Regions from separate parts of the Mus musculus genome. Here region 1 is linked to region 2. The links are chromatin loops, found by intact Hi-C in ENCODE. Cell type or tissue: gastrocnemius. All regions are shown on one strand. Links, peaks and the distances in the headings refer to the core of each region. The heading gives the core; the rest is flanking DNA.

Region 1 (8,000 bases), core at 1-8,000, 120 kb before region 2:
CAAGTGCTGGGATTAAAGGCGTGTGCCACCTCTGCCTAGCTGTAGTTATTTTTTAAAATGATACTGTATTGGTCTTTAGGTGTTTTTAAAGAAATATTAAACTAGCCTTCAATACTGACGATTATGAAGTCATGTCCAAGAATAATGGTTCAATCTCTGTTCAGTTCCTGTACCCCACTCTTTATTGAATAGGTATTCTAAAATACCATATTAGATGGATACCATAAATATCTGCAGTTGCCATATTAGATGGATACTATAAATATCTAAATCACCATATTAGATGAATACTATAAATATCTAAATTACCATATTGGATGGATACTACAAATGTCTACAATTACCGTTGGCTGGGGACATTATAAGCTCGACTGTCTTGCCTTCTTTGGCAAATATCACCTATACCACATTTTGTGTGGGATGTTCACCTCTCAGTTCTTATTTATGTGTTAAGTAAGTGCCATGCCTACCCTACAGTGTATGAAACTGATAAGAGTTTCAGGGCCAGAAGCATTTATTCATGATGTTTGTATAGTGTTCCAGTTTTTAGACTTTAAAAGAATTTTGGTATGTTTGCATAAACATTATGAGTTATCTTAGGGATGAATCCAAAACTAAACATGAAATTAATTTCTGTTTTTTTCTATATTTTTAACTGTTTAGGATAATTTTAATAAAGTTTTTAAAAAGCCCCAAAGTCTTTGGACAATACTCTAAACCATAGTAAAAGACAGGAAGAGTATTAGCTACACAGCTGAGAACAAAGACTCCAGACATTTCCACATGAGTCTACACTGTGTCCCCCTTCTTTTAGAAGTCCTTGCTGAAAGGAAGACATGGGCACAGAGGAAAGGAACTGGTGTGAGTCCGGTGTGTCCTATTTTGTGGCTGATGGAGATATTAGTCTAAATAGTGTGTATATAAAAACAAGTCTTGCTATGATAAAAGAAGTTCTTATTTGTGATAAAGAATTTCTGAATTTCAGATTTCCAAATTAGGAATATTCAACCTTGTATTTGGCCCAGTGCCTACAATCCTGACATAGTCCCTGAGTTAGTGTTTACAGAAATAAGGAGTCAAAAACAAGAATGAGGAGCTGGGCAGTGGTGTTGCAGCACTCAGGCAGAGGCAGAGGCAGAGGCAGAGGCAGAGAGGCAGAGAGGCAGAGAGGCAGAGAGGCAGAGAGGCAGAGAGAGAGGCAGAGAGGCAGAGAGGCAGAGAGGCAGAGAGGCAGAGAGGCAGAGAGAGAGGCAGAGAGGCAGAGAAGGAGGCAGAGAGGGAGGCAGAGAGGCAGAGGCAGAGAGGCAGGGGCAGAGGGGCAGGGGCAGAGGGGCAGGGGCAGAGGGGCAGGGGCAGAGGGGCAGGGGCAGAGGGGCAGGGGCAGAGGGGCAGGGGCAGGGGCAGAGGGGCAGGGGCAGAGGGGCAGGGGCAGAGGGGCAGGGGCAGAGGGGCAGGGGCAGGGGCAGGGGCAGACACTCAACTCTTCTGAGTTCAGTTCAGAGCAGCCAGCACAGAGAACCCTTGTCTTCAAAACAAAACCAAACCAACAACAACAAAACAAAACTAAAAGCAAGGGTTTTTATAGTCTGTGCAGATCTAGAGATAACACTGGTACAGATTTGATCGACCAGATAAGTATTTTATGTACCTCCAGAATTAAAATTTCAATTATATGAAACTGAGGGCTACGAACCTTGAATGTGCTTGATCCAAAATCTTTTTACTTTCTGGTTTTTACTTTAGGGTAGCTTTGTCTGAAGAGGAAGAGGAAGAGAGATTTGAAAGAGAACCAGGTAAGATGGTATATGTATTAAATTGAAATGGCCACATTTTTAATGTCAAAATGTTTTATCACAGTCATTCAGATGATTTAAATGTAAAAGACTGACTTAAATTGCATTTAAAATGTCACTTTTTAATTCCACTTTGTACAACTCAGGCATGTTCCTCCTTAATAGGATTGAGGCCTAACCAAGTTTCTTTTGTTATTATTATTATTATTATTGGTTTTTTGAGACAGGGTTTCTCTGTATAGTCCTGCCTGTCCTGGAACTCACTTTGTAGACCAGGCTGACCTTGAACTCAGAAATCCGCCTATCTCTGTCTCCCGAGTGCTAGGATTAAAGGCATGCGCCACCACCGCCAGGCTCCAAGTTTCTTTTAAGCCATATATAGTTGGGACTTTTAAAAAAATACATTCAGTCACAAGCCACTGACACTTAATGGAAGAATTTAGTCCACTTACACTTATTGATTATTGCTAGGCAGGGTCTTACTGCGGCTCATCCCTCCCACGTTTTGAGACAGGGTCTCTCTGTATATCTGACTGGCTGGAATTTGCTGTGTAGACCAGGCTAGCCTCAAACTCATCTATCAGCTGCCTCTTCCCCATGAGTGCTAGGATTAAAGGCATGGGCCAGCTCCACCTCCCTTGCTAATGATGCTCTTCAACTTTACAGTTCTCTGCTTACAGTTTTCCTCGGTGCCTGGATGGTTTTTCTTCAGTGTGCTTTCAGTCCTTTTTATTTTTGGTTTGTCAACTACAGGTGTTTGCTTTGTGGATTACCTTAAGACTCACCAAGAAAATAATCTGCCTATCAGATGCTTTTTTTGTAATCATAACAATTTAACACTGGTCACAAAGAATGAAAATAAAATGTGAAATTACCAAGTTCTGACAAACCTCCAGGAGCTGGAGAGCTGCTCAGCAGCTAAAGAGCAGTTTAGTGCTCCTGCAGAGGACCTGGGTTTGGTTCCCTGCACCTAACAGGGCAGCTCACAACTTGATATAACTCCAGCTCCAGGGACGAGACACACATATGGTGCATACTTATACACACACATGTATATATACATGTATTACTTATATATACATATGTGAATGTTTCACATACATTATATATATATGTTGTTACATGTATGTACATAATTCATAATTCACAGATATATAATTTCACTTTACTTTCATTCTTTGTGATCATTATTATGATTATAAAATAGCATCTTATAAACAAGGCTTTCTTATACATATATGTATATATAATATAGGCAATATATACATATATATTTATATATTCATGCATATGTATAATGTAGGCAAAACATTCATAAACATAGATTTAAATAAAATTTTTAAACCCTCTACATTTGCAGGGTCTCCTGCAGTCTAAACTGGCCTCAAACTATCTCTACACCCAAAGATGCCACTAAACCTAAGACCCTTCTTCCATTACCTCTGGAGAGCTGAGACTATAGACACGTGCTGTCATGCCTACTTCATGTGGCACTGGGCATTGAACTCATGGTCTTGCTCATGCTCAGAAAGACATTACCAACTCAGCTACACCCAGGCCCATTGTGAATATTTGATGTCTTTTTTTTTTTCTCTATGTAGACCAGGTTGGCCTACAACTCATAGGGATCCACCAGCCTCTGCTTCCTGAGTGCTGGAATCAAAGGTATGCACCTTTGTAGCCTTCAGGTTTTTGTTGATTTTGTTTTGTTTATTTGTGAAAGGTTTTCACTATTACATAGCTCTGGCTGTCTTGAAACTCACTCTGTATGTAGAGCAGCTAACCTTGAACTCCCAGAGATCTACCTGCTTCTGTCTCTCAGGTGCTGGGATTAAAGCTACATGCTACCACACCTGACTTTAGCTTTCATTTTTACTTTTTAAGAATTTACATTTATTTGTGTGGGAGTCTCTGCATGTGGGTGGATGCATGCAACAGTCCACATTTGGAGGTCAGAGGACAGTCTGTTACTTCCTTCTAATGTGTCCTCGGTATCAAATTCAGGTTGTCTGGTTGGGCAGCAAGTGCCACGACCTGCTGAGCCGCCTTGCTGGGCTCACTTCACACCTTTCTACATTGCCTTTTTCCTAACATAATTACTGACATGCAGTTACTTTTGCTTTTTCTTATGTTGTTATTTAGGCCATTACTAAAGACACGAATAGTTAATTGTATTGTGTTTACATTAGAGAATTCTAATATTACTCATGAGTTTTACCCCTTCTGGGTTATGTGTGCACAGTTTTTTCCTTACTAGCATCTCTTCTCTCTGTCTCTCTTTCTCTCTCCCTCCCTTCTCCCCCCCCCCCAATCTTTCCTGAGGCAGGGTATCTCTTTGTAGCTCTGGCTGTCCTAGAACTCACTCCATAGACTCAAGCTCAGGGACCCACCTGCCACTGCCTCCCGAGTGCTGGGATTAAAGATGTGCGTCTCTCTCCAGCCTAAGCATCTCTCTCCATTTGAAGAACTTGTAGCAGTTCTTGTAGGACGGGTCTGGTGGAGAGAAATTCCCCCCAACTTTGTCTTTACTTCTTTGTTTTGTTTTTAAGACAGCTTTTCTGGGTGTGGTTTTCTTGGCTACCACTTTCCTTGGATACTATGAGTACCTCATGCTACAATCTCTTGCCCTGTAAATGCTCTGCCCCAAGCAGAATTGGACAGCTTTATGTAAATTTGCCTTAGCAGGGGAGAGCTTACTGTATGTCTTATTCTTTTATGAGAGTGGCTGGTGTCCCTTGGCTCTCCTGCCTCCTCTACGCTTGGGAAGCCCTCAGTTACTGCTCAAGACCCCTCTGTACTACAATGACTAGATGATTTAATACTCTTCACATTTCTTGGGTTTTCCAGTTCTCATATTTTCTCCTTCAGTTGCCTGTCTTTGAGATGTTTTTTCTTATCTATAGATTGTGTTTTCACAGTGAAAGCCTTTGTTTGTGGCCGCCTGTCCAGAAAGTCAGCTTGTAATCTCTGAGCCTGTGGACATTCCCACTAGTTTAGCACTAGATGGCTCCCTACACTCAAGTTTGCCTCAGTTTTCCTGAAAGATAGTCCTCTGAATTCAAGTACCATGATGGACATGGTGACTTACACCTGAAATTTCAGCACTTAAAAGGCTGAGACAGTAGGGTTGCCACCAGTTTGAAGCTGTCCTGAGCTCAGTATGACCTTGTCTCAATAAGTACTTTCTTTAAAAAGAGGATGTGGTGGCAGCTTTGTCAGAACTTTGGAATCTTTCTCTGACCACACCCTGCTGGTCAGCCCTACTCATTTCCAGCTGATAGCTCTACTGACTTCGGGAATGCTACAGTACAAATATTCCTCAGACCAAACCAATAAAACTTGGGCTCTATTGGAGAAATACTCTCCAAAGTCAGTAAGTTGTTCTGATCCCAGCCAGCCCCCACCCCAACCCTGTTTTCTCAGGCAAAAAATAGCTGGCCATGGTTAAGCCTATACATCCAGCAAAACTGCCTTTTCCTCGAGTTCATATGACAGTCTTCACCTCTGAGAAAACTTTGGGGCTCAGTTCTCTGCACTCATTTGAGGATGATGTTATTTCCTCGGGAACGGTTAGGAATTCTCTCTTGTGTGGTCTGCTGGTCCCCTCTTAAGGAAACTCGTGTCAGAGACTGAGCTGGATCGTGGAGGGGAGGGAGGGGGGAGGAGGGGGCAGGGGCATCAGTGGTCCCCTTGCCTTAGAAGCAGAGCCTTGACTTGAAACTACCACTTTATCTGAGGGCCAAGGACTGGGTCAGTGATGAGGGGCAGAAGCCCAGCTCTACGTCATCTTCAGCAGTCTGAGGAGACAGACCCCTAAATGTTTTAGGGGCCTCAAATCAGGAAAACCCCAGATTTATGGCTTCAGAAAAGAATTCTAGAACTAGCCAGTATAAAGCAGAATGGGAGTCTCCTTTAAAATATTAAGACAGGCACTGGAGAGCTGGCTCAGTGGTTAGGAACACTAGTTGCTCTTCCAGGGAAGCCAGGCTTGATTCCCAGCGCCCGCCCGCTCGCCCGCCCGCCCGCATGTTGACCCACAACCATCTGTAACTCAAGTTCCAGGGAAGCTGATTCCATCTTCAGACCTCCATGGACACTAATTGTGCTCATAGTACATGGACATACATGTGGGCAAAATACACATAAAATAATAATTAAAAAACAAGACAGGGATCAGGAGGGGCTCAGTCAATATAATTGCCCACGCATGTACTTCAGCACAACACCATGTAAAGGCTTGGTGGGAATTGGTGGGATGGCTGGCTCAGCTGCTGGGGCACTGGCCATCCAGTCTGATGGACCTGGTTCATTCCCTAGGAACCACGTGGTGTCAGCAGGGAGCCTGCTCCTTGACGCTTTCCTAAGATCTTCATAAGCATATCCCACACATGCACACACACACCAATAAATAAATACTCGTTAAAAAAAGAAAAAGTTAGCAAGCTGGCAAAGTGGTGCACACCTTTAATCTCAACACTTGGGAGACAGGCAGGTGGACCTCTGTGAGTTTGGTCTACAGAGCAAGTTCTAGGACAGCCTAGAAACACAAGAGAAATCCTGTCTGGAAAAACAAAACTCAAACCAAAACAAAACAAAGCAACAACAAAAAACAAAAGTAAGAGAAAGAAAGAAACTCGTTTTCAACAAGTGGGACTGTAGGGAGGCTCTGCCCTGGGTTGCATTCTAATCTGCAGAGCCTGCAGCTAGTGTTGCACTAGGGTTTTCTGCTTCCTGCTGGTGGGGAGCTCCAACTAAACTCCAGAGTGAGCAGCTCTCTGTCCTCATGGCTCCATAATTCCTTGCCCGTCCTGGGCCACCTCAACTGGGTGGGTCAGTATTCATCCAATGAGCAGGGTCTGGCTGGACAATGGCAACCTCTGCTTGACTCTAGTCATGAAATGTAGCTTTAGGTCCAGGGACAGACTATGTGATGCTGGCCTCCCGAGTCCTGGGAACGTAGCCCCGCCCCAAACCTCAAATGAGACTGAGTGTTCCAGGCTAGAACAGTTACGGAGGAGAGGGCTGTTCTTGGTACATACCTCAGTTCCTCCTGAATTCCGGAGCTTTTAAGTAAATGTTTTTAAGTAAATGCTTTTTTTTTTCCCCATATCTTGAATAGTCTTGGGGCCTTTACTAGCTACACTGGAGATCAGATCCTGTGAGGATTCTGTTACTTTTAAAGATATTCTGCTACTTTTCAGCTATAATTTAAAATTTATCAGTAAAAGAGGCTCTTTTTAGAGAGAGACAGAGACAAAGGGGTATATATATATATATATATATGGAGAGAGAGAGAGAGAGAGAGAGAGAGAGAGAGAGAGAGAGAGAAGAGAAGAGAGAGAGAGAGAGAAAGAGAGATATTTTCTGCCTAGCCCTGGATGTCCTGGAACTCACTCTGTAGACCAGGCTGGCCTCAAACTCACAGAGATCCACCTGCCTCTGTCTCCTGAATGCTGAGATTAAAGACATGGTCACCACTGCCTAGCTTTTGCTTTCTTTTAAATTTATTTTTTACACTGTAATCAGAGCATGCTGATTGATGAACTCATGACATTTTTATGTGCTCGAGTATCAGTTTCTATGATGTCCCGCACACATGTGCCTGTCCATGTTAGTGTATCACCTTGCTCCTTGCACGAGTGTCTTCCCGACCCTGTCTGCTTGTCTGCTCCTTACTGCTTGTGTCTTTTTTCCAGGTCTCTGAGTCTTTGTCTCACATAGGCAGTAGTTTATTAGCACTTCGCATTCATAACTATTTGTTTAGATGCTATATGGCCATTTGACCTAAATCCTGTCTTACTAGAAATAATTATAGACCTGTAATTAATATAGTTGTTGTTTTAAAAATTATTTTAATGCCATAAAGGAAAAAATAGTTTTCCTATGTCCTGCTCTCATTTCCTCAAAAGGAAATAAAACCCTTGCTGTTTCTGTTCTCAACCAGCAGTTGCAAGAGCTCTGCCTAGAGACTCACTAGAAGGAGATGATTTTGAGAAAGAATTCTCATTTCTGAACAGCCTCCTAAGCCCCACTTCTTCAAGTGCTAGTGAGTTTACACAGGAATGCCAGCCCGCGTGTGGGAGCCCCTGCACTGGCCTCACATCCCAGGAGCCTTCAGTAGGACCCGGGTCTCTCACTTCCTCCTCACAGTTCCTTCCTTCACAGCTCTTTGACCTTGGCCTTCACGCTGATGGAGCTTTCAACAGT
Region 2 (8,611 bases), core at 295-8,294:
TTCTGGGACATAAAGGAAAATGATGTTAAAATGTTTGTTTCCCCCTTTTAAATGGCACAGGTAATTTCCTTTCTGTCTTGCTGCTTTCTGTTTGGAGCGGTGTTAACAGGCTGAAGAAGATCACAAATGAGGGCATTTTATGTTTTACTCCTGCATAGGAATTTATTAAGAAAGATGCAGGGGCCGAGGTAGATCAAGCCTTTAATTCCAGCACTGGGGAGGCAGAGGCAGTAGGATCAAGGCCAGCCTGGTTTATAAAGTGAATTCCATGACAGCCAGAGGTGACACAGAGAAACCCTGTCTCAGAAAAGAAAAGGAAAGAGAAGGAGAAAAGCAAGCCACGGGCAGATAGAGTGGAATTACCTGGCATGTGGCGTGCTGCTGCTTTCTATGAAGTTGGCAGCTGTCACATCCCTGTGTTGCTCAGTTTCCTTTTCACCCTTTCACATTATACTTGAACATGCTTATTTGCATGATAAATGCCCCAGTAAAAAGACTATTTGTACCAGACAAGAGAGCCCATGAAAAAAAGAAGTATTGGTGAACAGTCAGTGTCTCTGTATGAAGCTTGATTTTTCAGATAGCAGATTTAAAGTGCACACCTGGATGTTTTATAATGTGAGACACACTTTGGAAGTCCCTCAGTCTTTGATCTCAAAAAACCCTGTTGGAGAATGAGGCCAATTGGAAGGATTTCACAGCTTGGAGAAGAAAAACAAAGTGTGTGGGGGATTTTCCCCTAATTTTAAAAATAGCCTATCATCAGTGTTTTCTTTGGCAGAGGCAACTACAAGACTACGTAGCAGAGACATAGCCAGATAGAAACTGGATGAGAAGCACCTACCGCTGAGTCTCGACTGTGGAGGTGGATGGGAGGCTGGTGACACAGCTCCACACGGCTCTTGCTCAGTCTGTGGTAAAGCCAGGGTTTTGAAGCACTCCTCTCTCTGAGCCTCCACAGGGCTGACATGAAACCTTTGTTTCATCTGCCTCTCTCCAGAGTGACCTTCCCTTTCTGCCTTCCTTGATTGTTTCCTCTGACCATGGTTTTAATGCTTTAGAGAAACTTATATAAAAACAACCAAATGGAGCTTACAAATGGGCTGGCTTTTTTTTTTTTTTTTAGGCAGACTCTCATAATGTAGTAGTCCTTACTATCCTAAAACTCACTGCCAGGTTGGCCTCGAACTCAGAGATCCACATGCCTCTGCCTCCCAAACGCCAGGATTATAGGTGTGTCGTCCACTGTCTCCATCTTGTCCCCTCAGCTCAAACGGTGAGCTTTGAGAGTCCCACCTGCTTGGTGATGCACACTTATGAATGGAGTGTTTCCTGGTGCTTGTTTCTGGTGCTAGGAATGAACGTGAAGTCTGTGCTTCCTGGACAAGCACTCAGTATCTCAGTATCTCAGCTCTATCTCCAGCCTCGAATGCTTATTTTTTGATTTAAGAGAATCCACTAGGGGATAGGATAATACTATTGTTTGGTTTTGGTTTTGGTTTTCACTGGTTAATACTCACAAATGAATACTGCACCCTGTTCAAATGTAGGTTTCAGAGATCACAGAGAAGAATAGAGACATAGGTAACAGCAGCATCCATCCTATGGGAGAGTGGAAGGGCTGGAGAGCATGCAAGCTGGCCTGCTTCAAAGTAGGTGGCTAGCTCTCCTCCCCAGTGTGCGTAAAATGCCAGGCATATCCTCCAGGCTCTGTATTCATGTTATGTCTGGAAAAAGGGTTTTGGAGAAGGTACAAACTGAAAGATTACAGAGATTTGGAAGTAACACAAATGAATAAATCTTGTAGAGCGTAACTCGAGAGAGTTACTGGGTTTGGGAAAAGTCTAGGCCCCACAAAAGAGGCATTCATATAAAAACAAATTTCAGATAGTTTTCAGACCAAACAAAACACAGCTGGCCAGTTCACTGGTATGCTCATCACACTGGTCTCTTCCTAGACAGACACCAAAGTGTTCACTCGTATATGTCACATACGCAAATGACACAGAAAATCACAAGCAATTAAGAGGAGGACTCTAGAGCAAACTTGATTCACTAAAATTCTAAGAATTCCACCCAAGCTGAAATCAAGAGCCCTGGTTCTGGTGTCTGTATGAACTCTTCAAATGTGTTTTGGGTTGGGAAACAGAGAGGATTTCCTTCCTCTTGGGAAGTTTTCTTTGTAGGTCAGAAGTCACTACTTGCTGAGCCAGATAGAAATGGAGATAGGTAACTCTATCATTTAAGGTGGCCTGGTTTACCAGGAGCCGTATCTCTTTATAAACTAATCACCTCAAGTAGTCTGTGGTAGAGAGGTTCGGATGTTCATGCCTATGGAGGCTGAAGACAACCTTGGGTGTCATCATTCTGGAGCCATCCACCTTATCTTTGTATTAATATGTATGTATGTATGTATGTATGTATGTATGTATCCATTTTTTGCTTTAATATATTTGAGTGTGTCTGGGGTGAGGAGGCAGAGGTGCAAATATGCTATGTTGAACATGTGGAGGGAAGGAGAACTGCTGAAGGTCTTTCCTCCACCATGAGCTCCAGGGATCGGACTCAGGCTGTTAACCCCCCTTAACTAGCTGTAATGCCCCACCTCCCTTTTTAAGGAAAGGTCTCTCACTGGCTGGTAGGTTGTCGGGAGGCTTGCTCAGTTGGCTGGCTCAGGGAAGGCACAGGCAGATCCCCAAGGAATCTCCTGCCTGTGCCTCCCCTACTGAGATTACAAGTGCGTACCATCACATCCAGCTTTCTTGTGTGGGTTCTGGGGACTCGGGTCTTCATTCTTGTATGGCACGAGCTGCTTACCCAACCGGATTCTTAATGCTGGTGCATATGTAATTTTAAGGTAGAAAGAAAAGAAAATCTCTTGAGACAGAAAATTTCTGTGTAGTCTTGGCTATCCTGGAATTTGCCCTGTAGGTCAGGCTTGCCTGGGACTCAGAGAGATCCTTTTGCTTCTGCTTCTGCCGAGACTAAAACTGTGCTCCACCATGCCAGGCCCTTAAGGTAGAAACTGTAAGCAGGAAAAAATACTACAGTAACCAGAAACTACTTCTTCCAAAAATTAAATATCGAAGAAGCCAGTCAATTCAAACAAACAAACAAACAAACTTCTAAAACCCAACTTCTCTTATAAAATATTTGCACAGAACTTGGATAAACTTTGGTAGAATTCTTCCAAATGCTAGGGTTCCATGAAAGGCCTTTCCTGATGTCTTAGTAAATTATGGGTTGGGGAGATGGCTTTGCTGGTCAAAGTGCTTACTGTATAAGCCTAATGACTCAAGTTCTGGTCCCTGAACTCATGTAAAAGCCAGATTCAGTGGTCCATGTCTGTGTGTAATTTTAGTATGCCTAAGGCAAAATGGAGTATGCAGCGAAGGTATAAACAAGAAAGACCTTGCATTGAAGTTGGAAGGTAAGGTCTGATACCCAGGGTTGTCTTCTATACTGCACTCACTTGACAAAGCATACACATGCCCCCCCCCAATATACACACATATATCCATGCACAAAAATAAGTCACCTGTAATTCACATTTCATTGTATAATTCAAGCAAAGCTATAATATCATGCTAAAGTCTGGGTGTAGGCTGTGTTCTTCTGGAAAGGACCAATCTGTAGGCTTTCTACCTTGTTCACACCTCATAACTAGACCTAAATGTACATTGTGCTCATAGGCCTTGCCATGATAGCTGGATATTGGTAGTCAAAAAAAATTTTTTTTCAGGACTGCAGGAAAAGGTACTTGTATCCAACTGTGTGTTTGATTCCTGGGACCCATGTGGTAGGAGGAAAGAATAAACTCACACAAGTTGTCCTTTGACCTCAATATGCAGCCATGGCACTTGTGTGCTAGAGTGCACACACACACTCACAATAAATAAATAAATGTAATAAAAATTAAAACATTACAAACAAAACAAGTGATGGTCTTTGAAAAAGGAAGCAGTCTAGCAATCAGAACTCGGACCAGCAGTGCCGCCTAGTGGTCAGGTGGCACACAGACTTTCTGCTACTGTGCCATTAACATGACCTGGAGGATAACTACTGGGGACATCTTATAAAACTATCTCAGGAATGGTGTCTGGTCCTGTAGATCACCACTGGTTGTTGACTAGATGATAAAGGTGTAAGAGACCTCTGTCAAGGTTGACAATTTCCTTGTCAAATGGAGAACCTCCTCTTCCTACATCCATGGATATCTGTAAAGGTTGACGACTTTGCATGACCTCTCATTTTATTAAATATTATGAGAAAAGTTAAAAATGATAACTATAAATGCAAAATAAAAGCATTTGAAATATCTGAAAATCCAGACTTACTCTTCTCAAAGCCAGGGTGCTGGGTGCTGGCTGTGTGTGAATGTATGTATGTATGTGTGTGTGTGTGTGTGTGTGTGTGTGTGTACATCACAGCCATACTCTCCTTCACTGCTGATCATTCTGTCCAACTTAACTCCAAAAAAGAGTGACACACATCCTAATGGCTTTCAAGAGCCCAGAGTAATTTAGAAGGGCTGAGATGCATGCCTCCTATATGCATGTGTGTATGGTTAGGTAGTACTGGGGATCAAACCTGCCAGGCAAGTTCCACCACTGACCTGTCTCCAGCCCAAGAAGCCAGATTAACAGAGGTTAAATAAAAACGGTTTAAAAGTGAAAAAGAATAGCATTTTGGCATTAGCAGAGCAGTCAATTAAACATTGTTATTTTTGAGACAGAAAACTGATGGGCCTCTCCTGCCTACAGGACAGTAGGTCCTGAGAGGAAGTGGGTGGTGTGGCACGCCTTTAATTCCAGAACCTGGGAGGCAGAGGAAGGAGGATTTCTGGTCTACAGAGTGAGTTCCAGGACTGCCTGGGCTACACAGAGAAACCCTGTCTTAAAAACCAATCAACTAACCCAAAACTCCACAGGAGTGCTGAAGGAAGGCTGAGCTGGGCATGAGTGTGGCCACAAGTGGATACATTACAAGTTCAGGTTAAAGATCAGGAGCCTGCTGGTCTGGTACGACCACTGACACAGACAGACTGCTTGGAGGGAAGACCAACTCTCAGAGTAGAGTCTTCAGACAACTGGGAAGGAGTAGTAAGAGTTACGGAGATGGACAGTTATCTGTTTACTTTTCCCGTCTGTGGTACTGGGAGCTGAGCCCAGAGTGCTAGGCATCACGTCTTAGCTCTTTCAAAAATGTTCCGTTTATCTTGTACCTTTGTTTTTCCTCCACTGTGGACAGTGTAGCTTTACACCAAGGTAGTGTTTCAAGAAAACAAGCATCTCTGCTAGCACATGTTCGGCAAGCTGTGGAAGAGGCAAGTACATGAATCACTCAGATGCTGAAAGCCTAACCTCTTTGGTATGTATCCTTTTCTTCACAGGTTCATAAGAGATGAGACATGTGCTGCCCCCCCCCCCCCCCGTTACCCTAAAGACACCTCTTGTTTTGATATTATGGTCAGTTCGTCATTCCTGAAGTGAATCTAGTTCCTTTTGGCTTTTTTATAAGAGCAAATCTCTTAGTTTTCGACAAGGTCTTGCTAAATTTTCTGGATTATGCCAAACTTGTTTCAGTCTTCCAAGTGTTAGGATTACAGACCTGCAACCATCATAGCCATTTTTTTTTTTAAATTACTTTCCTAGAAGTGAAGAGACATGACTTTTACAAAAAAGATTTTATGTGTATGGCTGTTTTGCCTGTCTGTTTGTCTGTCTGTAAACTACATGTATGTTGTCCCCAGACCTTGGTATTTTTGAAGTTCTCCATGATGTCTAAAGATAATAATGTATGTCTTTTCATTTTCCCCCCTTAGGAATTGAAGCATATCTTCCATGACATTATACATAAAAGACTGATGATTTAAATGCTACTAAAAAAGTTGGTAAGAATGGAAAACTTTCACCTGTTTTTCTGTTCCATTTACAACCCCCTCACCCCACCCCTCACCCCACCCCCACCCCATACCACCCAAGCATACAAAGACTGTTTTCTTGAATAGAGTTTTTCCCTTCCTAGTTAAAAGGGAGGGCAAGAAGACAGGGTGGTAAGCCGGATGACACTATCCACACTTCAGGGCAACTTTGCCTTTGCCTTAATCCTTTTGGTCTCCAGGACACAAAGTGCTCCTCTACAACAGAGTCACATATGTCAAGGTCTGCTGCTCTTTTTTAAGGTGCCAGTCTGACCCACTTTCAAATTTAAAAAAAAGTTGTTCACAATACAATGTGGGGACATCGGAGGTCATCTTTGGAGTCCATTCTGTCCTACCATGGGATCTGGGGTCAAACACAGGTCAGCACAGACAGCTCCCTTTTTTGTTTGTGTGTTTTTTAAGGGTTTTTCTGTGTAGGAGTCTGGCTGTCCTGGAACTCATTCTGTAGAACAGGCTGGCCTCAAACTCAAGAGACCAGACTGTTAGCGCCATCACTTGGCTTTTTTGTTTTGTTTAGTTTTTTGGGTTTTTTTTTTTTTTGACAGTTTTGCCACATAGCCCTGGCTGCTGGCCTTGATTTTTTTAAAATATAATTTATTTATTCTTATTTTATTGCATTGGTGTTTTGCGCATATGTCTGTGTGAGGTTGTCAGATTCCCTGGAACTGGAGTTGCAGACAGCTGTGAGCTGCATGTAGATGCTGGGAATTGAACTCAGGACCTCTGAAAGAATAGCCATTGCTCTTAACTGCTGGGCCATCTCTCCAGCCTGCCCTTGAATTTTTGACAGTTCTATTTTAGGATCCCAAGGGTTGAGTTTGTTGTCATGTGACATCATTCTCAATTTAAGGCTGTTCTTGATTTTTTTTTTTAAAAGAAAAACAGGGGCAAGAATGGAGCTGCCCTCCCCCAATGTCTTAATGTACTATGTGAAACAAGCTAACCTATCAAGGCATTCATCTAAAAATAATGGACTGTCTCAAAACAAGCTGACTTTCCCTACAGCCTTCTCAGGAAAGCCTTATTCTTGAAGCATTTCTACAGAAATAATATGTGATCAGGGACAGCATGTGTATTTGGAACCAAAAATTTGAACATTACTTAATAAGAGGATATAATACATCCAAACTTCTAAAGGTACTACTTTCTGTCACCTGAACATTCTGAGACTCTTTTCACCCCTGTGAGGGACAATCATTCCCTTGCCTAACCTTGTCCAGACACTGGGTCTCTGATTTGGTGTGTACCTGCCTCCCTTCATCTCTGACTCACCATGCAGGTTCTCATTATCTCTTGCCAGTGCTTGTCTACACGACTCCTCATGGCTCCCTCCCTCTCAGCCCATTCTTTATACTGCCAGTACAGTTAGCTGCTTTGACACTTGCTGATTACACTCTTTTGGATGACTCCAGGGTGAGTCCAGACTTGCATGTTAGCCCTCCTGAAACAGCTTTGTCAGCATCTCTCATTCTGTCTCCTTCCTTCCATTTAATGCACTCAATCCTACTTTTTTCTGTGTGTTTAAGCCAGAAGCTAATGTTAGGTGTCTTCATTTGGAAAAGGTTTTTCTGGGTAACCTAGAACTCCTTCTATACCAGGCTGGCCTTGAACTCAAAGATCTGCTTGCCTCTGCCTCCTGAGTGCTGAGGTTAAAGGCATGTGCTCTAAGAATTGTATTCTTTTATTTGTTTGGAAACAGGGTTTCTCTGTGTAGCCCTGGCTGTCCTGGAACTCACTTTGTAGACCAGGCTGGCCTCGAACTCAGAAATCCACCTGCCTCTGTCTCCCAAGTGCTGGGATTAAAGGTGTACGCCACCACCGCCTGGCAAGAATTGTATTCTTATCATTTGTAGTTGTGTGCATATGTGTGTGCAGGAGGCCAGAGACTTCAGATCTCCAGCTTCTGGAGTTTCTTTCAGGTCTGTGTGCCACCTGATGTGGGCGCTGGAAACCCAACTTGGTTTTTCTGCAACGGCAATGTATGTTCATACACATGGAGCATAACTTTCTAGCCCCCCTTCCATTTTGCTTTGTTTTAATTTTGTAGACAGGGTCTCAAACTCAAGAAATAGGTCTGCCTTTGCCTCCAAAGAGTTGGGATTTAAAGCATGCGCCACCACCACCTGGCTTCCATATTTTTCTTAATGCTCCTTTGAAGGGGCCCAGTGGTCCCAATGGAAACTGCATTTGCAGTTTCTCATGCCTCCAGGGTCTGCTTTGCATACCTATTAGTCCAAATTCTTACACAGTGCTCCAATCGAGAGCCCCTCTCTTCCTCAGAAAGGTTTTCTCTTTCTCTCTCTTATTGAAATGTAGCTAAACACATGAACTGGTTTTCAAAAGTGTGGACTTAACGTAACATGCTGCTTCTACAAACATCCTGCACTCACCGCTTCCTTCCAATAATCACTTCTGCAGCTGAAATCTTCCCTGGATTTTCAGACACATTCTGAGAACACAGCTTACCACTTATTTGGGTTTCTTAGTTATTTCCTTGTACGGATGTAACTATTTTTTTGTTGCTGTGGTGTAGTCTTTTCTTCCTCTTGTGACATAACCAGAGCACGAAGCAAGAGACTTTGATGGTGACGTTCATCCCTCTGTCACGGCAATGAATAAAGCAGCACACTGATAGCTAAGTCTCTGGTAGACACTGCTGATGGTTGG

The links. Peaks named below come from ENCODE experiments on the same cell type or tissue, not always from the same donor. Only the 100,000 strongest peaks of a DNase experiment are listed, where the experiment ranks them.
Region 1: it touches region 2 in a loop (2.7-fold over the local background); 18 of 42 quality-filtered maps call a loop at or near these places.

The regions. Positions count from the first base shown.
Region 1 is chr1:59,997,449-60,005,448 of GRCm38, reverse strand. It overlaps Ica1l (islet cell autoantigen 1-like), which reads left to right. Exons shown (of 11, transcript NM_027407.4): 9 at 1,744-1,793; 10 at 7,738-7,998. Among named protein-coding and RNA genes, the nearest start is that of Ica1l, 42 kb to the left of the region's middle. In gastrocnemius, for the core only: a CTCF peak has its summit at 4,786; no DNase peak of the experiment used is centred there; H3K27ac peaks cover 262 bases.
Region 2 is chr1:59,879,329-59,887,939 of GRCm38, reverse strand. No RefSeq gene overlaps it. Among named protein-coding and RNA genes, the nearest start is that of Fam117b, 29 kb to the left of the region's middle. In gastrocnemius, for the core only: a CTCF peak has its summit at 3,997 (motif pointing left); a DNase peak (open chromatin) is centred at 3,995; H3K27ac peaks cover 321 bases.